Linked DNA regions of Homo sapiens: region 2 is linked to region 1. The links are chromatin loops, found by intact Hi-C in ENCODE. Cell type or tissue: Calu3. All regions are shown on one strand. Links, peaks and the distances in the headings refer to the core of each region. The heading gives the core; the rest is flanking DNA. Region 1 overlaps POLK (DNA polymerase kappa). Region 2 overlaps CERT1 (ceramide transporter 1).

Region 1 (11,692 bases), core at 2,165-10,164:
ATTTTCTTTATCCAGTCTATCATTGATGGGCATTTGGGTTGGTTCCAAGTCTGATATTGTGAATAGTGCTGCAGTAAACATACATGTACATGTGTCTTTATAGTAGAATGATTTATAATCTTTTGGGTATATAACTGGTAATGGGATTGCTGGGTCAAATGGTATTTCTGGTTCTAGATCCTTGAGGAATCGCCACACTGTCTTCCACAATGGTTGAACTAATTTACACTCCCACCAACAGTGTAAAAGCATTCCTATTTCTCCACATCCTCTCCAGCATCTGTTGTTTCCTGACTTTTTAATGATTGCCATTCTAACTGGTGTGAGATGGTATCTCATTGTGGTTTTGATTTGCGTTTCTCTAATGACCATTGATGATGTGCTTTTTTGTTTGTTGGCTGCATAAAGGTCTTCTTTTGAAGTGTCTCTTCATATCCTTTGCCTGCTTTTTGATGGGGTTGTTTGGTTTTTTCTTGTAGATTTGTGTAAGTTCCTTGTAGATTCTGGATATTAGCTGTTTGTCAGATGGATAGATAGCAAAAATTCTCTCCCATTCAGTAGGTTGCCTGTTCACTCTGCTGATAGTTTATTCTGCTGTGCAGAAGCTCTTTAGTTTAATTAGATCCCATTTGTCAATTTTGGCTTTTGTTGCAATTGCTTTCAGTGTTTTAGTCATGAAGTCTTTGCCCATGCCTGTGTCCTGAATGGTATTGCCTAGGTTTTCCTCTAGGGTTTTTATGGTTTTAGGTCTTATATTTAAGTCTTTAATCCATCTTGAGTTAATTGTTGTATAAGGTGTAAGGAAGGGGTCCAGTTTCAGTTTTCTGAATATGGCTAGCAAGTTTTCCCAACACCATTTATTAAATAGGGAATCCTTTCCCCATTGCTTGTTTTTGTCAGGTTTGTCAAAGATCAGATGGTTGTAGATATGTGGTGTTATTTCTGAGGCCTCTGTTCTATTCTATTGGTCTATATATCTGCTTTGTTACCAGTACCATGCTGTTTTGGCTACTATAGCCTTGTGGTATAGTTTGAAGCCAGGTAGCATGATGCCTCCAGCTTTGTTCTTTTTGCTTAGGATTGTCTTGGCTATACAAGCTCTTTTTTTGGTTCTATATGAAATTTAAAGTAGTTTTTTCTAATTCTGTAAAGAAAGTCAGTGGTACCTTGATGGGAATAGCATTGAATCTATAAATTACTTTGGGCAGTATGGCCATTTTTACCATATTGATTCTTCCCATCCATGAGTATGGAATGTTTTTCCATTTGTTTGTGTCCTCCTTTATTTGCATGAGCAGTGGTTTGTAGCTCTCCTTGAAGAGGTCCTTCACATCCCTTGTAATTTGTATTCCTAGGTATTTTATTTATTCTCTTTGTAGCAATTGTGAGTGAGAGTTCACTCATGATTTGGCTCTCTGTTTGTCTATTGGTGTATAGGAAAGTTTGTGATTTTTGCATATTGATTTGGTATCCTGAGACATTGCTGAAGTTGCTTATCAGCTTAAGGAGTTTTTGGGCTGAGACAATGGGGTTTTCTAAATATACAATCATGTCACCTGCAAACAGAGGTAATTTGACTCCCTCTCTTCCTAATTGAATACCCTTTATTTCTTTCTCTTGCCTGATTGCCCTGACCAGAACTTCCAATACTATGTTGAATAGGAGTGGTGAGAGAGGACATCCTTGTCTAGTGCTGGTTTTCAAAGGGAATGCTTCCAGCTTTTGTCCATTCAGTATGATATTGGCTGTGGGTTTGTAATAAATAGCTCTTATTATTTTGAGATACGTTCCATCAATACCTAGTTTATTGAGAGTTTTTAGCATGAAGGGGTGTTGAATTTTATCCAAGGTCTTTTCTGCATCCATTGAGATAATCATGTAGTTTTTGTCATTGGTTCTGTTTATGTGATGGATTACGTTTATTGAATTGCATATGTTGAACCAGCCTTACATCCCAGGGATGAAGCTGACTTGATTGCGTTGGATAAGCTTTTTAATGTACTGCTGGATTTGGTTTGCCAGTATTTTATTGAGGATTTTCGCATTGATGTTCATCAGGGATATTGGCCTGAAATTTTTTTGTTGTTGTTGTGTCTCTCTCAGGTTTTGGTATCAGGATGATGCTGGCCTCATAAAATGAGTTAGCGGGGAGTCCCTCTTTTTCTGTTGTTTGGAATAGTTTTAGAAGGAATGGTACCAGCTCCTCTTTGTACCTCTGGTAGAATTCAGCTGTGAATTGTTGTGTTTTTAGTAGAGGTGGGGTTTCTCCATGTTGGTCAGGCTGGTCTTGAACTCCCAACCGCAGGTGATCTGCCCGCTTCAGCCTCCCAAAGTGCTGGGATTACAGACGTGAGCCACTGTATCTGGCTGTGAATCTGTCTGGTCCTGGACTTTTTTTTGGTTGGTAGTCTGGCTAGCAGTCTGCTTATTTTGTTAATCTTTTCAAAAAAACCAGCTCCTGAACTCATTGATTTTTTTAAGGGATTTTCGTGTCTCTATCTCCTTCAGTTTTGCTCTGATCTCAGTTATTTCTTGTCTTCTGCTAGCTGTTGAATTTGTTTGCTCTTGCTTTTCTAATTATTTTAATTGTGATGTTAGGGTGTTGATTTTAGATCGTTCCTGCTTTCTCCTATGGGCATTTAGTGCTATAAATTTACCTCTAAACACTGCTTTAGCTGTGTCCCAGAGATTCTGGTACATTGTGTCTTTGTTCTCTTATTGATTTCAAAGAACTTACTTATTTCTGCCTTAATTTCATATTTATCCAGGAGTCATTCATGAGCAGGTTGTTCAGTTTCCACGTAGTTGTGCAATTTTGAGTGAGTTTCTTAATCCTGAGTTCTAATTTGATTGCGCTGTGGTCTGAGAGACTGTTATGATTTCTGTTCTTTTGCATTTGCTGAGGAGTGTTTTACTTCCAATTATGTGGTCAATTTTAGAATAATTGCGATGTGTTGCTGAGAAGAATGTATATCCTGTTGATTTGGGGTGGAAAGTTCTGTAGATGTCTATTAGGTCTGCTTGGTCCAGAGCTGAGTTCAAGTCCTGAATATCCATGTTAATTTTCTGTCTCGTTGATCTGTCTAATGTTGACAGTGGGGTGTTAAAGTCTCCCACTGTTATTGTGTGGGAGTCTAAGTCTCTTTGTAGGTCTCTAAGAACTTGCTTTATGAATCTGGGTGCTACTGCATTGGGTGCATATATGTTTAGGATAGTTAGCTCTTCTTGTTACATTGATCCCTTTACCATTATGTAATGCCCTTCTTTGTCTCTTTTCATCTTTGTTGGTTTAAAATCTGTTTTATCGGAGACTGGGATTGCAACCCCTGCTTTTTTTTCTTCTTTCTTTCTTTCTTTCTTTTCTTTCTTTCCTTTCTTTTTTGTTTGGTAAATCTTCCTCCATGTCTTTATTTTGAGCCGTTGTGTGTCTTTGCACATGGGATGGGTCTCCTGAATAGAGCACACTGATGGGTCTTGACTCTTTATCCAATTTGCCAGTCTGTGTCTTTTAATTGGGGCATTTATTTTGATCCTGTCATAATGATGCTAGCTGGTTATTTTGCCCATTAGTTGATACAGGTTCTTCAAGTGTCAGTGGTCTTTACATTTTGGTATGCTTTTGCAGTGCCTGGTACCGGTTTTTCCTTTCCATATTCAGTGCTTCCTTCAGGAGCTCTTGTAAGGCAGGCCTGGTGGTGACAGAATTCCTCAGCATTTGCTTGTCTGTAAAGGATTTTATTTCTCCTTCACTTATGAAGCTTAATTTAGCTGGATATGAAATTCTGGGTTGAAAATTCTTTAAGAATGTTGAATGTTGGCCCCCACTCTGTTCTGGCTTGTAGGGTTTCTGCAGAGAGATCTGCCGTTATTCTGATGGACTTCCCTTTGTAACCTGACCTTTCTCTCTGGCTGCCCTTAACATTTTTTCCTTCATTTCAACCTTGGTGAATCTGATGATTATGTGTCTTGGGGTTGCTCTTCTCGAGGAGTATCTTGTGTTTTTCTTTGTATTTCCTGAATTTGAGTGTTGGCGTTTCTTGCTAGGTTGGGGAAGTTCTCCTGGATAATATCCTGAAGAGTGTTTTCCAACTTGGTTCCATTCTTCTTGTCAGTTTTAGTTTCACCAATCAAATGTAGGTTTGGTCTTTTCACATAGTCCCATATTTCTAAGAGGCTTTGTTTGTTCCTTTTATTCTTTTTTCTCTAACCTTGTCTTCATGTTTTATTTCATTAAGTTGATCTTCAGTCTCTGATATCCTTTCTTCCGCTTGATCAATTCAGCTATTGATACTTGTGTATGCTTCCCGAAGTTCTTGTGCTGTGTTTTTCAGCTCCATCAGGTCATTTATGTTCTTCTCTAAACTGGTTATTCTAGTTAGCAGTTCCTGTAACCTTTTATCAAGGTTCTTAGCTTCCTTGTGTTGGGTTAGAATATGCTCCTTTAGCTCGGAGGACTTTGTTATTACCCACCTTCTGAAGCCTACTTCTGTCAATTTGTCAAACTCATTCTCCATCCAGTTTTGTTCCCTTGCTGGCATGAAGTTGGGATTCTTTGGAGGAACAGAGGTGTTCTGTTATTTGGAATTTTCAGCCTTTTTGCACTGTTTTTTCCTCATCTTTGTGGATTTATCTACCTTTAGTGTTTGATTTTGGTAACCTTTGAATGGCGTTTTTGCGTGGTTATCCTCTTTGTTGATGTTGATGCTGTTGCTTTCTGTTTGTTATTTTTCCTTCTAGCAGGACCCTCTTCTGAAGTTCTGCTGGAGTTTGCTGGAGGTCTACTCCAGACCCTGTTTGCCTGGGTATCACCAGTGGAGGCTGCAGAACAGCAAAGATTGCTGCCTGTTCCTTCCTCTGGAAGCTTCATCCCAGAGGGGCACCATCAGATGCCAGCTGGAGCTCTCCTGTATGAGGTGTCTGTCAACCCCTGCCATCAGGAGGCATTGGGGTCAGGCACCCACTTGAGGAGGCAGTCTGTTCCTTAGCAGAGCTTGAGCGCTGTGCTGGGCGATCCGCTGCTCTCTTCAGAGCCAGCAGGCAGGAATGTTTAAGTCTGCTGAAGCTGTGCCCACAACTGCCCCTTTCCCCTGGTGCTCTGTCCTAGGGAGATGGGAGTTTTATCAATAAGCCCCTGACTGGGGTTGTGGCCTTTCTTTCAGAGATGCCCTGCCCAGAGAGGAGGAATCTAGGAAGGCAGTCTGGCTACAGTGGCCTTGCCAAGCTGTGGTGGGTTCCACCCAGTTCGAACTTCCCACTGGGTTTGTTTACACTGTGAGGGGAAAACCACCTACTCAGGCCTCAGTAATGGATGACGCACCTCCCTTCACCAAGCTGGAGTGTCCCAGGTCAACTTCAGACTGCTCTGCCAGCAGCGAGAATTTCAAGCCAGTGGATCTTAGCTTGCTGGGCTCCGTGGGCGTGGGATCCGCTGAGCCAGACCACTCAGCTCCCTGGCTTCAGCCCCGTTTCCCAGGGAATGAACGGTTCTGTCTCTCTGGCGTTCAGGCACCACTGGGGTATGAAAAAAAACTCCTGCAGCTAGCTCAGTGTCTGCCCAAATGGCCGCCCAGTTTTGTGCTTGAAACCCAGGGCCCTGGTTGTGTAGGCACCCCGTGAAATCTCCTGGTCTCCAGGTTGTGAAGACAGTGGGAAAAGCGTAATATCTAGGCTGGATAGCACCATCCCTCACCAACGGCACAGTCCCTCACGGCTTCCCTTGGCTAGGGGAGGGAGTTCCCAGACCCCTTGTGCTTCCCAGGTGAGGTGACACCCCACCCTGCTTCTCCTAGCCTTTCGTGGCCTGCACCCACTTTCTAATCAGTCCCAGTGAGGTGAGCCGGGTACCTCAGTTGGAAATGCAGAAATCACCTGCCTTCTGCCTTGGTCTCACTGGGAGCTGCAGCCATCTTACCCGGGAATCCCCGAAGCCGTTATTCTTAACGAGTGTGACACACACCAGTTTTGAGCAGTAGCAAAAGGAACAACGTGCATGTTGGAGACTCAGATCAGAACTTGAAAGTCATTGGAAAATGGAAGAAAGGACAATATGAATGGGGATTTCAGTTGAAGAAACTTTTAAAAGCAGTAGTGGCATGCATCTGGTTGATGTAGAAAGAAAAGAGTTCAGACAAGGGTGACTAATGAGAGATAGTAAAGGAAAGTGGAATGTATGAGTCATGCAGTGGAGAGGTTTCCTTTTGGCAACTACACTTGCTTTAAGCACAAAAAAAGAGAATAGCTTGCTGAAGACATTATTATAGCATTAATATATGAGTCTGAGGAGAATTTTTTCCCATTTGACTTGCTTTCTATTTATTATCTTTTTCTTTTCTAGATGATTCCATGTCCAAGTATTTCAGATGCCACTTTCTTATTCTCATTTGACTGTTATTTCTTAGGTATATTTTCTGGATTAAAATAGAGTAGTTTTTAGTTTACATTTGTTTTTGTTAATCTCCATAATTTGTTTATATGTGGTCATGGTGCTATTCTCTGGTTCAGAATTGAGGTACTAAAAGAAGTAGGTTTTAATTAGCATGTTAAATTTTGGTAATATTGAAAGGTTCCATTTATTAGGTATGGGATTTTACTGTAAGAAGTTAGCCTTCTTCAAGATTTTTCTACTAGTACTCCTTTCACTTTTTAAACCAACTTTAATATACTGCTATAAATTCATTATTTTTCTCCTTCTAGTCTCCCCTCCCCGTCTCTCTTGTGAGAAAATAATTTGAAATCAGATAAGGTCTTTCTCCTGAAGGAACTGACAATTTAGTATCTAATACAGTAAGTGCCATGCAAGAGCAGGAAAGCAAGGAACATTAAATTCTGTGGCACAGAGGACAGACATTCCATTAAGATACGAAGAGATATTTCAGCTGATCCTTGAAGGCTTGTGACAGAGCTTGGAAAGGCACTCTAGACAGAGGAACAGCCTGAGGAAGGCATAGAGCAACCCAGGTCATTCAGTGAGCTGTAGCCTAAACAAGGGGAAGCCTCCTACAGATTTCACTGTACCTCCTGTAGACAAACATGAGTCAGGGTGATTGCTTCTAAAAGAGGAGTTATAGTTTTAACCTGCGACTAGTGGGCAGCTAGTGTCACAGTAAGACTAAGAAGGAAGGACATAAAAAAAATTCTGCAGAGTGGAGGCAAAGCTGGAGTACAACATGAGGGAAAAAGCCACATATACACCTATAGCTCTCCACCTTTGAGAAAACTTGCTAGAGGGAACTCCACGTTCCATAGATGACCCCACTTGCTCATTGCTGGCTGTTTTTCTCTCAGTTTTTAATGTTTTATTATGCAGCTATCCATTGATCCTTTTAGTAATAGATGTATTTATTGAACTTGTGCCATGTACCAGGTACTGTTCTATGTTCTGTATATTTTCCAGCTTATTTAATAGCTTTCTTATGATTTTTACTTTAATGGTCTTGGTAACTTCCCTATGTTGCATAGATCACAACTATTACACAGCCACCTCCAGCTGCAGGGTAAGCTGGGAAAGTGAGTATTTAGCCTTTCTTGCCTTGATAGTGGAGGCCGGCCACAAAAATGGAAGTTAGAAATGAGTATGTCTGCTGCAAAATCACTTTTCTTACTTGCTTCCTTTGTTTATTTCTACCCCCTTTCATTTCTTTCTCGTTGTAAAACTAAGTTGTTAGTTTTCTCTGAAGAAACTAAAATTCTTTAAAGATTAAGAATCTTCACTATTGTATTTGACATATATATTAAAGTTCATGAAGAATAAATTACAGCTTGGGTTTTAAATTTTACTTGTATAGATTAACATCAAATTTTAACATTATAAAAGCAATTCTACAGAGGAACATTTACATTATGCTACAGTATCTTCAGTTGTACCTTCCTGTTCAGCATAAACATCATATGCCAAAGAGGTACTATATTTTGTTGTATATTTCCTTTGTTGCTTTTTTAAGACATTATTATTATGAATCAAATGTCAGTTGTTTATTTTACTTACATTGAAGCTTTTAGTTATAGTGAGTTGGACTCCAAATTTATAAAGCAGTAGAATCATTTGATAAAAGCAGTTGGATTAGATCATTCATTCATTAAATATTAAGTTCCTGTTATGTGCCTAAGGGTATGGAGAGATGAAAGGGTTAGTAGGGAATTATATTTGAGGATAGGCTGTCTCTATGAAAATAAAAGCAATTACCAATTTTAATTTAAAAAACAATACAATATACATAGATAAACACTTATAAACAATAATAAAATATAAACCCATAAACACCCATGAACAACAAAATACACACCCATAAGTAAGTGGATGGGTGGATGGATGAATGGATGGATGGATGGATGAATGGGTGTGTGGACAGAGACTGATAGACACTTAATAAATTAAGATTAATGTTGTGGTTAATGGTGTTTCAATATTATGTTGTCTAAAAGTATGTTAACTTTTTTAAAAAATTAAGGTTGACAGATTTGCAATGGAATTAGAACAAAGCCGAAATTTGAGCAATACCATAGTGCACATTGACATGGATGCTTTCTATGCAGCTGTAGAAATGAGGGACAATCCAGAATTGAAGGATAAACCCATTGCTGTAGGATCAATGAGTATGCTGGTAAGTAAAGATCAAATACAAAAAGGAAATTTTATAACGTACTCAAGTAAGCTTTACTGTTTCATGAAGGGGGAATTCTTTATTGAGGTCTACCAGTTTGCTGAGTATTTTTCTGGGTGCCTTATATATGACTCAATTACTGAATCCTTTCAACATACTTTAAGGCAGGGGACCCCAACCCCCAGTTCACAGATTGGTATTGGTCCATGGTCTGTTAGGAACTGGGCCTCACAACAGGAGGTGAGCGTCAGGCAAGCAAACGAAGCTTCGTCTGTATTTACAACCACTTCCCATCACTTGCAGTATGCCCGAGCTCTGTCAGATCAGTTGTGGCATTAGATTCTCATAGGAGTGCAAACTCTATTGTGAACTGCACATGTGAGGGATCCAGGTTACATACTCATTATGAGAATCAAATGCCTGATGATCTATCACTGTCTCCCATCACCCCCAGATGGGATTCTCTAATTGCAGGAAAACAAGCTTAGGGCTCCCATTGATTCTACATTATGGTGAGTTGTGTAATTATTTCATTATATATTACAATGTAATTATAATAGGAATAAAGTGCACAATAAATGTGACGTGCTTGAATCATCTCAAAACTATCACCCCACCAGTCCGTGGAAAAATTGTCTTCCACGAAACCAGTCTCTGGTGCCAAAAAGGTTAGGAACTGCTGCTTTAAGGTACTAGTTTTTATTTCCATTTGGCAAAAAAGAAAACTCAGAGAGATGTTTAATAACTTGCCCAAAGTTACAAACCTAATAATTTCCATGGCAAATTAAATTTTTCCATAAGTAACCGTTCTAGTTAAAGAGAGTTGAAGAAGAAAGAAAAGGAAATGTTATTCTAAAGTATTAATAGAGATTTTCAAACTGATCTGCAGGCCAAATCCAGCTTTTTATTGGAACAAAGTCACACCCATTTATTTATTACTATTGTTGCACTAAAAGAGCAGAGTTCAATAATTAAGTGATCTGCAAAGCCTAAAATGATTACTATCTGGACTTCCACAGAAAAGAAAAGGTTTGCCAACCCTAGTTCTGGAATAACATACTTCGTTAATAGAGTACATTTAGAATGCAGTTAAATTGTTTTTCCCATGACTTAGAACTTTTGCTTTTCTGATTACTGAGTTGCTCTTCCTTTTTACCACTCTAACCTTAGAAGAACCAGGATAGCTATGTGTGGCTGAAAGTGTGTTGGAAATTAAAAGTAGCAACTAAAATAGATGAGATAATATTTAAAAAGTATTAGAAAAACAAGAAGAGTTCTTCCCTGTTCCTAACTCCTTCCCATGCCTTAGATAGCTACAAAACTAATTCTTACTGAGTGATTATTTTATTATAAAACTATAATCTGTTTGTTTTTTTATCTCTGCCTCTGTGAGTATGCAGGCAGCTGATAAGTCTGATTCCAAAACACTGTTTTTTGAAAGGAAACTCCCCTTTCCTACAAATCATCAATAAATATTTCAAAAAATATATTTAATTTTATTAAGATATAACACCATAAATTTATGTATGTTTATGTATGTGTATACATACAAACTTGCTGTAGCCATGTTAAAGCTAAACCAACTGCTTTTGAAATCTACAAAATATTTTCTTTCCTACAATTTCTGTCCTCCTAAAAATCAGTTATTGTTTCTAAATTCAAAATTATTGTTATATTTAAACAAAGATTACCCCTTTTGTATGTTGAACAAATAGTTTTCCCTTCTACTAAGCATAACTTTTTGTCCTATTAAACATATGAAAGTATATCTACAAATTAATGGGAGTGATTGTTTGATTATTCCCACTGATAAAATTCTTTTTTGGCGAATTTGATGGATTTTTGAAATGTTCTAACTTGGCACTGAGAGTTGCAACTGAGATCCTACAGCAGTTACCTATTGCTGCATAACAGCCTCCCCCAGTATTTAGTGGACAGCCAAAATTTATTTGCTCATGATTCTGTAATTTGAGCAGAGTGCGATGGCGATGGCTCAACCTTGCTCTACCTGGAGTTGGCTAGGGCAATTTAACTGAGGCTAAAAAATCCAAGGTGGCTTCATTCATAGGTCTGGCACTTCGACTGAGGAGATTGGAATGGATTCCAGCTTCAGAACTTTCTCCTCTCCATTGTTGCTTCAACATTTAGTAATCTACCCCAAAATATTTACAATGGTTGCTGGATTACAAAAAGCAAAAGCCTAGGTTTCAGAACTCAGTGTCACTTCCTTCACATTATTTTTATCAAGGCAAGTCACGTGGCATGAGGAACTAGAACCCACTTTTGATAAGAGTAACTTGTAAAGTATTGTGGCTGTGATCTACAATATACCACAAATCTAAAAGTTAGAGAAATTCTTATTTAAAAGTTTGTTTGTCCTCTGCTATAGATCTAGCTTTTATGTCAATTATATTAAACTTATTTACTAAACCATTGGTTTTGTTTCTAGTGCTATCCACATTTTCTGTTCCAGAACACTGACCAAGGATTAGTATAGTTCTGAGTACTATCAAGATGTTTTAAGTGCCATTTGAAAATCATTAGACGAAAATTCATATTATTCTGAAATAATCCCTTCATTTGTTTCTGTTTTGCATTTCTTTGAAATTTCACTTGAGATTCTAAATAAGGATTTAATTTGTGATAAAATTTGTTTTATAAATAGTACTGTGGTCTACCACGTTCACATAGACTTTCATCAGATATCATCACCAACAGGATTTAATAAGCAATATTCTCCTTTTTACTCTCATACTTTTGTAGTTCCATCTCCTAGTCAAAATGTTTTCAGCAAAAAAGATAATTAAGCCTTAAGAAAAACCTTAATTTCTAAACTTATTTTAAGCTTTAATCACTTCATTTTGGAGACTTAATTTGGCTGACCACATAGACCTTTTATTTTTGTTCTAGATGAAAAGTTTCCAAAATCCCAAATAGACCAAATTCGAAAAGTTTACTATTATACTATACTATTACTTTATATAATGTAACATCTATACTAATTGTACTATACTATTATTTTATGACTATTCTATACAACTTACCATACTATTACTTTCATGTAACATAACTCACTATCATCCAAATTTTGA
Region 2 (10,568 bases), core at 394-8,393, 130 kb before region 1:
TTTTAATAATGCTTGCTTATAAAACATTCTATCTATAAAAAGTACTTCAATATGTTCTCAACTCTTAATTGGCTAACAAATTACACATAATTTTAAGACAAGGTGGAATCAAAGCTCTTCTCCGAGACTTACATGAATCCACATCTCAAAGCAATGTCTTAGTGATGAAGGAATATAAACATTCTGGAGCCAGGAAAATGATTAATGAAAAGGTAATCAAAAGCATGTACTTCATGGTATGCAAATTATGCCTCAAGAAAACTGATTTTTAAAAAAGACAAAACTAATCTATGACAAACAAGAGCAGGCCAGAGTACAATGGGGGCACTGAATACAAAGAGGTAGAAGAAAATGTGGGAAGTGTAGACTACATCTGTCAAAACTGAAACTGTACAATTAAAATGGGTACTTTTTAAGAATGTAAATGTAAATTGTACCCCAATAAAGTTGATAAAGAAAAAAATGTAAGCTTGTTTCAACATAACAGAATCACAGCAAAATGGAATTCTAATTACAGCAATCAGTTCACAAAAAAAAAAAGAGTTCTTGATTAGGTGCAGTGGCTCACACCTGTAATCCCAGCACTCTGGAGGCCAAGGCAGGAGAACTGCTTAATCCCAGGAGTTCAAGACCAGCCTGAGCAATAAAGCGAGACACCATCTCTACAAAAAAAGTTTTTAAAAGTTAGTGGGGCATTGTGGTGTGCTCCTGTAGTCTCAGTTACTTGGAAGGCCGAGGCAGGAGGATCCCTTGCATCCAGAAGTTCGAGATAGCACTGAGCTAGGATTGTGCCACTGTACTCCAGTCTGGGTGACACAGACAGACTATCTCAAACAAACAAAAGACTTACTGTTTTTCAATTTTAATTTTAGGTTCAGGCAATACATGTGGAGGTTTATTACATGGGTAAATTGCATGCTGCTGGAGTTTGGTATAAAATAATTTCATCACCTAGGACGTGAGCTTAGTGCCTGACAGGTATTTTTTTGTCCCTAGCCCTCCTCCCATCCTCCACCCTCAAGTAGGGCCCAGTGTCTATTGTTTCCCTCTTTGTGTCCATATGTACTGAATGTTTACCTCCCACTTTTAAGTAAGAACATGTGGTATTTGGTTTTCTGTTCCTGTGTTAATTCACTTAGGATAATGGCCTCTAACTGCATCCATTTCATGAAGAAGGGAATTAGCACCCATTCCAGACTTACTACACTGAAGAGGTGGTCCAGCAGGCAGAGGGAGCTCAGGAAACACTTTGGATGAACAATGCTTCTGTGGCCCTGCTATGTGAGCTCTGTCATGGCAGGAACTGTTGGCATCACCCACCTGATCCCTTCTCTGTGTTATGGGGTTGGAAATGAACTAATTAGAGCTAATGTTGGACATAAATTATTAGATAAGCTCCATGATTTGGCCCATGTGTTCTCATTATTTCGCTCTCACTTATAAATGAAAACATGCAGTATTTGTTTTTCTGATCCTGCATTAGTTTACTAAGGATAATGGCCACCAGTTCCATCCATGTGGCTGCAAAGGACATGATCTCACTCCTTTTTATGGCTGTGTAGTATTCCATGGGGTATATATGCCACATTTTATTTATCCAGTCTACTGTTGATGGGCATTTAGGTTCATTCCATGTTTTTGCTATTGTGAAAAATGTTGTGATGAACATACACATGCATGTGGTCTTTATGGAGGAATGATTTATATTCCTATGGGTATATACACAGTAATGAGATTGCTGGTCAAATGGTAGTTCTGTTTTAAGTTGTTTGAGAAATCACCAAACTACATTCCACAGTGGCTGAACTAATTTACGTTCCCACCAGCAGTGTATAAACATTCCCCCCCCCTTTTTTTTTTTTGAGATGAAGACTTGCTCTGTCACCCAGGCTGCAATGCAGTGGCGCGATCTCAACTCACTGCAAGCTCCACCTCCAGGGTTCATGCCATTCTCTCGCCTCAGCCTCCTGAATAGCTGGGACTACAGGCGCTAGCCACCACACCCGGCTAATTTTGTTTTTGTATTTTTAGTAGAGACAGGGTTTTGCCATGTTAGCCAGGATGGTCTCGATCTCTGACGTCGTAATCCGCCTGCCTTGGCCTCCCAAAGTACTGGGATTACAGGCATGAGCCACCACGCCCGGCCAAGCATTCCCTTTTCTCTGCAACCTCACCAACATCTGTTATTTTCTGAATTTGTTGTAACAGACATTCTGATTGGTGAGATGGTTCTGATTTACATTTATCTAACAAACAGTGATGTTGAACACTTTTTCACATGCTTGATGGCAGCATGGATGTCTTTTGAGAAGTGTCTGTTCATGTCCTTTGCCCATCGTTTAATGGGGTTGTTTAGGTTTTGCTTGATTTAAGTTCCTTATATTCTGGATATCAGACCTTTGTTGTATGCATAGTTGGCAAATACTTTCTCTCTTTCTGTATGTTGTCTGTTTACTCTGTTGATAGTTTCTCTTGCTTTGCAAAAGCTCTATAATTAGGTTTCACTTGTCAATTTTTGTTTTTGTTGCAATTGCTTTTGGAGACTTCTTCATGAAATCTTCACCAAGGCCTATGCCTAGACCAGTATGTCCTAGATTTCCTACTTGGGTTTTTATAGTTTTAGAACTTACATTTATGTCTTTAATCCATCTTGAGTTAATTTTTGTACAAGGTGAGAGGAAGGCATCCAGTTTCAATCTTCTGCATATGGCTAGCCTGGTATACTAGCACCATGTATTAAATAGGGAGCCTTTTCCCTATTGCTTATTTTTGTCAACTTTTTCGAAGAACAGATGGTTGTGGTTGTGAGGCTTTATTTCTGGGTTATCTAACCTATTCCACTGGTCATGTGTCTGTTTTTGTACCAGTACTATGCTGTTTTGTTACTGTAGCATTGTAATACAGTTTAAAATTAGGTAGTGTGATACCTCCAGCTTTGTTCTTTTTGCTGAGGATTGTTCTATTTGGGACCTTTATTGGTACCATATGAATTTTAAAATAGTTTTTTCTAATTCTGTGAAAAAAGACATTAGTAGTTTGATAGAAATGGCAATGAATCTGTAAACTGCTTTGGGCATTACAGCAGTTTTAACAATATTGATTCTTCCTATCCATAAGCACGGAATGTTTTTCCATTTGTTTGTGTCATCTCCAATTTCCTTCAGCAGTGTTTTATAATTCTCATTGTAGAGATCTTTAACACTTACCTGGTTAGCTGTATTCCTAGGTATTTAATTCCTTTTGTGGTTACTGTGAATGGGACTGCATTCCTGATCTGACTCTCAGCTTGGATGTTATTGGTGTATAGAAATGGTACTGATTTTGTTTTATCGAGATAGGGTCTCGTGCTGTCACCCAGGCTGGAGTGCAGTGGTGTGATCATGGCTCACTGAAGCCTCAACCTCCTAGGCTCCAGTGGTCCTCCTGCCTCAGCCTCCAAAGTAGCTGGGACTACAAGTGCATGCCACTACACCCAGGTAATTTTTTGATTTGTTGTAGAGATGGGGTCTCACTCTTTTTGCCCAGTCTAGTCTCCAACTCCTGGTCTCAAGTGATCCTTCTGCTTCAGCTTCCCAAGGGGCTGGGATTACAGGCATGAGCCATGGTGCTTGGCTTGTGGTACTGATTTTTGTACATTGATATTATACCCTGAATTTGTTTATTGGTTCTAGGAGCCTTTGGGCAGAGACTATGGGGTTTTCTAGGAATAGAATAATATTTATTATCTGTGAAGATAGTCTGACTTCCTCTTTTCCAATCCAGATGCCTTTTATTTCCTTCTCTTGACTTATCGTTCTGGCTAAGAGCTTCCAGCATTATGTTCAATAGGAGTGGTGAGAGTGGACATCCTTGTCTTTTCCTGGTTATCACAGGGGGTACTTCCAGCTTTTGCCTGTTCAGTATTACATCGGCTGTGAGTTTGTCAAAGATGGCTTATATTGTTTTGAGGTATGTTCCTTCAATGCCTAGTTTGTTGAGGTTTTTTTTTTTTTTTTTTTATCATGAAGGGATGTTTAATCTAAGGCCTTTCCTGTTATCCACTGAGATGATCATGTGTTTTTCATTTCTAGTTCTGTTTATCTGATGAATCACATTTATTGATTTGCATATGGTGAAACAACCTTACATTCCAGGAATAAAGCCTACTTGATTGTGGTGGTGTTTTGACGTGCTGCTGTATTCAATTTGCTAATATTTTGCTGAGGATTTTTGCATCTCAGTTTATCAGGGATATTGGCTTGAAGTTTTTTGTTGTGTCTCTGCCAGGTTTTGGTATAAGAATGATGCTGGCCTCAGAATGAGTTAGGGAGGAATATGTACTCCTTAATTTTTTCCGGAATAATTTCAGTAGCATTGGTACCAATTCTTCTTTATACATCTGGTAGAATAGAGCTATGAATCCATGTGGTCCACGGCTTTTTCTGATTGGTAGGTTTTTTTTTTTTTAATTACTGATTCCATTTCTGAACTTGTTATTGGTCTGTTCAGGATTTCATTTACTTCCTGGTCAAACCTTGGAAGGTTTTATGTTTCCAGGAATTCACCTATTTCTAGGTTTTGTAGTTTTTGTGCACAGAGGTTTTTAATCTCTGAGGGTTTTTTGTATTTCTGTGGGATGAGTGGTAATGTCACCTTTGTCATTTCTAAGTGTGTTTATTTGGATCTTCTTTTTTTCATTAGTAGTCTAGCTAGAAGTCTATCAATCTTATTTTTCCAAAGAACCAAGTTTTCATTTTGTTGATTTTCTGCACAGATTACATGTCTCAGTTTCATTCAGATCAGCTCTCATTTTATTTGATTTATCCTGCTGGCTTTGGGGTTGGTCTTGTTTTTCTAGTTCATCATGGTGATGTTAGGTTGTAAATTTGTGATCATTCTAAGTTCTTGATGTAGGCATATTTTTTGGAGGTTTTGTTCATTATTTAAAATTCTATCTCTTTTATTTCTGTCTGTCTGCACTGATTCAAAGGAGTGGTCTTCAAGCTATGAGATTCTTTCTTCAGCTTGGTCTTTTCTGCTATTAATACTTCCACTGTGTTCTGAAATTCCTGTGGTGAATTTTTCATTTCCAGAAGTTCTGTTTGGTTCTTTCCTAAAATGGCTATGTCATCTTTCAACCCTTGGACTGTTTAACTGTGTTCCTTGGACTGCATTTCAACCTTCTCTTGTTTGTCAAGGAGCTGCCTTGCCATCCAGATTCTGAATTCTGTAGCTATCATTTTAGCCATTTCAGTCTGCTTCAGAGCCATTGCTGGGGAGCTAGGTGGTAATTTGGAGGTTAGCAGACACTGACTTTTAGAGTTGCTAGACTTCTTGTGCTAATTCTTTCTCAACTCTGTGGGCTGGTGTTCCTTTAATCTTTGAAGCTGCTGTCTTTTGGATAGGGCTTTCTTTTTTTATATTGTTTGAGGCTCTTAAGGAATTGACTGTGGTGTAAGTTGGGTTTAGTTGATTGGTTTCGTTTCTGGACACTTTAAGGGGGCCAAGGCTTAGTTCAGCACTCCTTAGCGATGTGTTCTAATCCTGGGGGGCTGAGACCAGGATTACTGTCTGGCCCCTAGAGGTTAAGCACCTGCTGTACTGGAGGGATAAGGCATTCCCAGTCTGCTGGTAAAAACACTCTGATGGGGACTGCTGGCAAAAGCACTCTGGTAGGGTGGTGGTGGCTCCCTCACCCTGCACATATGCACAGGTGGGGCAGTGGGGGTCCTTGCTCATGTGCACACCAGCAGGGTACCTGCAGGTGTCCTCATATATTTGTGTACCTATAGGGGTCTGTGCATGCATGCATGCCAGCTGGGGCAGCGGCAGGTCCCTGTGTGAAAAATTATTTTATTTTTTTTGAGACGGAGGATCGCTCTGTCACACAGGCTGGAGTGCAGCGGTGCGATCTTGGCGCACTGCAAGCTCCACCTCCCGGGTTCACGCCATTCTTCTGCCTCGGCCTCCCGAGTAGCTGGGACTACAGACGTCCGCTACCATGCCTGGCTAATTTTTTTGTATTTTTAGTAGAGACAGAGTTTCACCGTGTTAGCCAGGATGGTCTCGATCTCCTGACCTCATGATCTGCCCGCCTCGGCCTCCCTAAGTGCTGGGATTACAGGCGTGAGCCACTGCACTCGGCCACCTGTGTGGAAAATTCTTATGAAAGAATGAGGTGTATTAAAATCCTAGAGCAAAGGTATCATGTTAGGTCCTTTACCTAAAATGGCTCTAGTTTCTTCTTTTCTGAGACACAATGCTAGCTTTGTAAGTGTAGTACTCTATTTCTTATACTGGTTTTGGTAAAGGTTTCCTTTTCCTTCCCTTTCCCTTTCCTTTCTTTCTTTTGCTAGATTTAAATATGGGAGACTGCAATTAAAAATAAGAATCTCTCTGTAACAGATGAAAATATAAGGTATTTCAGAAGTTACTTAGATACCTATGTGTGATTCATTTCTAAGCAAAATTGGAATGTCTTTTGAAATATAATAATACCCCCTACAACTTATAATCCATATTTTATAATATTAAACACATTTTGGACATTTATTTGAAAATATTCAAAACTCAACAGTTTGAATATATATGTTTTTTCTTTTGAGACAGGGTATCGCTCTGTTACCCAGGCTGGAGTGCAGTGGCAGTCATGGCTTGCAGGAGCCTCGATCTCACAGGCTCAGACAATCCTCCCATCTCAGCCTCCCAAGTATGCTGCATGCTGGGACTAATGGCATGCAGCAAAGATGCCCCACTAATTTATTTTTATTTTTTACTTTTTTAAAGACGGGGTCTTATTACGTTGTCTAGGCTGGTCTCAAACTGTTGGGGTCAAGCGATTCTCCTACCTTGGCCTCTCAAAGTCCTGGGATTACAGGCAGGAGCCACTGTAACTGGCCCAGTATGAAGTTTAAATCCAAATGAATCCACCCTATTCATGTCCAGTATTAATGAGTCTTAAACAGAGCAAGTCAAAACTACTGATTTTTTAAAATGATCTTAAAACAAAATATAAACATTAAACACTTTACTAACGGTGTCTTCACTATATGTCTTGTGCCCTTATGTATTTCTTCAAGTTCCACTATTTCAAAACAAGTAACATCATCTTACAACAAAGACATGATAAAACAAGACTCCATTTCAGCAAAATCGATGCAACACATTTTAAGTGATGGGTAACAGATAAATGTGGAGGCTACGAGTTTAGTACACTTGTACTTCTAAGTCTAATAAAATTTCATTTAAATAAGTTTCATTATATACTGTATAAATAATTCCAATGAAAAAGAAAACAGGCCAGGCATGATGGCTCACGCCTGTAATCCCAGCACTTTGGGAGGCCAAGGCAGGTGGATTACTTGAGGTCAGGAGTTTGAGACCAGCCTGGCCAATATGGCAAAACCCAGTCTCTACTAAAAATATGAAAATTAGCTGGGTGTGGTGGTGCACGCCTATTGTCCCAGCTACTTGGGAGGCTGAGGCAGGAGACTCGCTTGAACCCGGGAGGCAGAGGTTGCAGTAAGCTGGGATTGTACCACTGCACTCCAGCCTGGGCAACAGAGTGAGACTCTGTCTCATTAAAAAAAAAAAAAAAAAAGAAAAAAGAAAAGATAGTATACTCATGAATCCTACTTCCATTGTTATTCAATTTAATAATGAGGGTTCATTATGCCAGTAACTACAATAACTACAAATATAAAAATTTTGAGTTTTTAACAAATACAAATATACACACAAATACACCTTCATTGTTTAAAAATTAGTCATTCTGGTAATGTCTACAATTGTGCTAATGATGCTGTCATTGTGTGAAATTTCCTGAATGTTCCTATCATAACCATATTGAGAGCAATTTATTACACAAAATAGAGCTATTTCAAATCATTTTGGTGATTTTAGAATAAAAATTAAAGAAAAGACTCATTATATTAAAGGAAGAGCTTAAATTCTTAAATTGATTTTATTTATATGACATGGCTCTCAATTAGTTTTTAATTTCTCTCAAAAATCGTATCTATCATCAAAGATATCAGTACCTTTAAAAAGTACTATAGGGACCAAAAGTAGTTCTAAAAGAAAAGTTATCAAACTGTTCTAAAAAACTGATAAAAATTTGTTAACACATCTCTTTGGCTTCTCAAGATATCCACTTTGAAAACCCACAGTTTTTATTTGCATTTATAATGTCTGCTTTTTGAGGGTGAAGCAGGGTTAAGGAAGTAAGGATGAAAATGAGAAGAAATTACTCAGTGGTCATAACTGATACAGTGTTAAATGTTCTTAAAATTTGTAACATGCTTTCAAAATCCCAGTGGCACCAGTTTTGGGGACAGTACTTTAAAGGCATACTGGCTTTTTCTTAATTCCACTTACTCTTCCACAAGAAAAAAGAAGGTGAACTCATTTACAACCTCTAATCACCAATCCATTATTTTGAAAACATAAATTCTACCAAAATTAATAATCTGGAATTCAAATATAGTTACTATAGGAGTATTTTTCCATTTCAACATATTTGCTTTAAGATCCCTCATACAAATTTTTTGCAAAAAAACTGCTTCCCAAATTTGTTAGTATTTGTAAGCAGTATTCCTAAGCATGTTCTACATAAATAAAAAATAACATCTTGGGTCAATGAAGCACTTACTGAAACACCTCCTACCCAGATCAAGGTTTACTACTTCTGAATACTACAGTAATGAGACCATACCTTTGTTATATTAGGACATATCTTTTTTTTTTTCTTTTAAGAGCAATACCAGCCTGAACATGTTTTTAAATTAACAATCTTTTGGCCACTAGAGGAGGTCAGTAATATTTTTCGATGTGAAAGCTGATACGAAGGTTACTACTGGTCAAAAAAAAATAGTAACCTTTAGACTAAATCCAATATATATATACCTTTATGCTTTAGACTTTGATGCTTTGAGAACATTTAAAAGCATTTCAAATTAAATAATATAGTTCAAAGTTATCGATTAAATAAAATACCAGAAATGTCTAAAAACTGAATTGAACAAAAAAAAAAAGCCAAAAAACCTCTCTTAAAGTTGCAGCTAAATTTGGTAGCTTGGTTTAATTATGTGGAAGATAAACTCGTACATTATCATTCTGAACAGTTTGTTCATCAGTCTATCTACCCTCCAAAGAAAGTGGTATAAAACATAGTAAAAAGGTTGGCTTTAAAAAAAAAATAGCACTTGCCTTTTGAAAACCTTCTTCTTTTTCCTAATAACACTCTGTAGCAAGAAGCACAGCAAAGAAATTGAGAGAGAAATTAAGTAACTTCCTCATGGTGTCAAAAATTACCTAGCTGTTAATGTCACAGTTCCTCACTCCCACTCCCTCCACCTAAACTACATTGTCTCTCTCCATTTTAATTATGGAAAATGAGAAAATACAAGATTAAATGTTAACATAAGCACAATAAAGGATTTTTCTGAAAATAAAATTCTGAAACCCGTAATAAAATCAAACAAGCTGACTGTGTTGTGAGCATCCATACATTTAACTTCAATATTACTATTTTAAAACAAACCACATGAGGAGCCAGATACAATACCTAAGACAGCAATTTAATCAATAAAATTGTAATTTAAAATACGCAATGGGAACAATTTTAGCTTGTCCAGGTCAATATAAATATATTATCTGAGGTAAAATTTAGCATGACAATTTCATGCTCATTAATATTAAAATTTATTTAGGCTTTCAAATACTTATGGGTCCCCCACTAGAGAAGTTATAGTCTGTAGCAAAAACCCCACAAGAACATGAGTGAGAAAATGTGCTTTTGAATCACTGTAACAGACAATTAGACACATTACTTATTGCCTTCCCTGGGCTTCATTTTATCTGTAAAACGATATGGTTAGTCCAGAAGTGTAATTCTCTATACTAAACCTAAATACCAAGACTCAGACTGAAAATGTACATATACAGTAGAAACCAAATAAGACAGTCCCTTGCTGAACCAGATGGAGAGATATGAAAGAAAACTAACTTTATAAGAAAAGGCTCAACTGACAATAATTTCCAGGAACTGAACCAATCATGAATCAAATAAATTTTAAAACATTTATTTTCTAATAGTATTAAACAGGATTTTTATCATATTTCAATGGTCTAAAACCTAGGTACAGTACAATTAACTTCACTGAATACCCTATTTGCTTACCCTCAAGATACTTTTCTCAAATCACGCTGAAAATCAGAACATTTGCAAAAATTTGCCCACAAACCACCACGGGAGAGCTTTTTCAAATCCTAGTCATTCCTGTATCATAATTTAAAAACTAATATCAAATATAGCAACTCATTTGAAGGTCATTTATGGGAGCTGGTTATTCATTTGGCATTTTCTTCTACTAAACTAGAACATGCGATAAACTTTCCTTTACAGAAATATCTGAATAGGCAAAATGCTAAAGTGACATGAAGCTGGAAAAATTAACCAGGGCCTATCATACACCCTAGTTCCTGTGTCTTAAGCAATGACTTACCTAACTCAGGGCTAAAAAGCTGAGTGTTACAAGTATACTAGAGAGGAAGAAGAGAGTAAGACATTGCTTATGACCATCCAAAGT

What was found. Hi-C counts contacts between places; a loop is a spot of excess contacts. Peaks named below come from ENCODE experiments on the same cell type or tissue, not always from the same donor. Only the 100,000 strongest peaks of a DNase experiment are listed, where the experiment ranks them.
Region 2: it touches region 1 in a loop (1.8-fold over the local background); 3 of 110 quality-filtered maps call a loop at or near these places.

The regions. Positions count from the first base shown.
Region 1 is chr5:75,560,893-75,572,584 of GRCh38, forward strand. It overlaps POLK (DNA polymerase kappa), which reads left to right. Exons shown (of 15, transcript NM_016218.6): 4 at 8,448-8,600. Among named protein-coding and RNA genes, the nearest start is that of ANKDD1B, 45 kb to the right of the region's middle. RefSeq lists enhancers at 4,688-5,887, 5,842-6,061, 6,082-6,161. In Calu3, for the core only: no CTCF peak of the experiment used is centred there; DNase peaks (open chromatin) are centred at 5,269 and 5,889.
Region 2 is chr5:75,430,208-75,440,775 of GRCh38, forward strand. The region is part of intron 3 of CERT1 (ceramide transporter 1); the gene reads right to left. Among named protein-coding and RNA genes, the nearest start is that of CERT1, 76 kb to the right of the region's middle. In Calu3, for the core only: no CTCF peak of the experiment used is centred there; no DNase peak of the experiment used is centred there.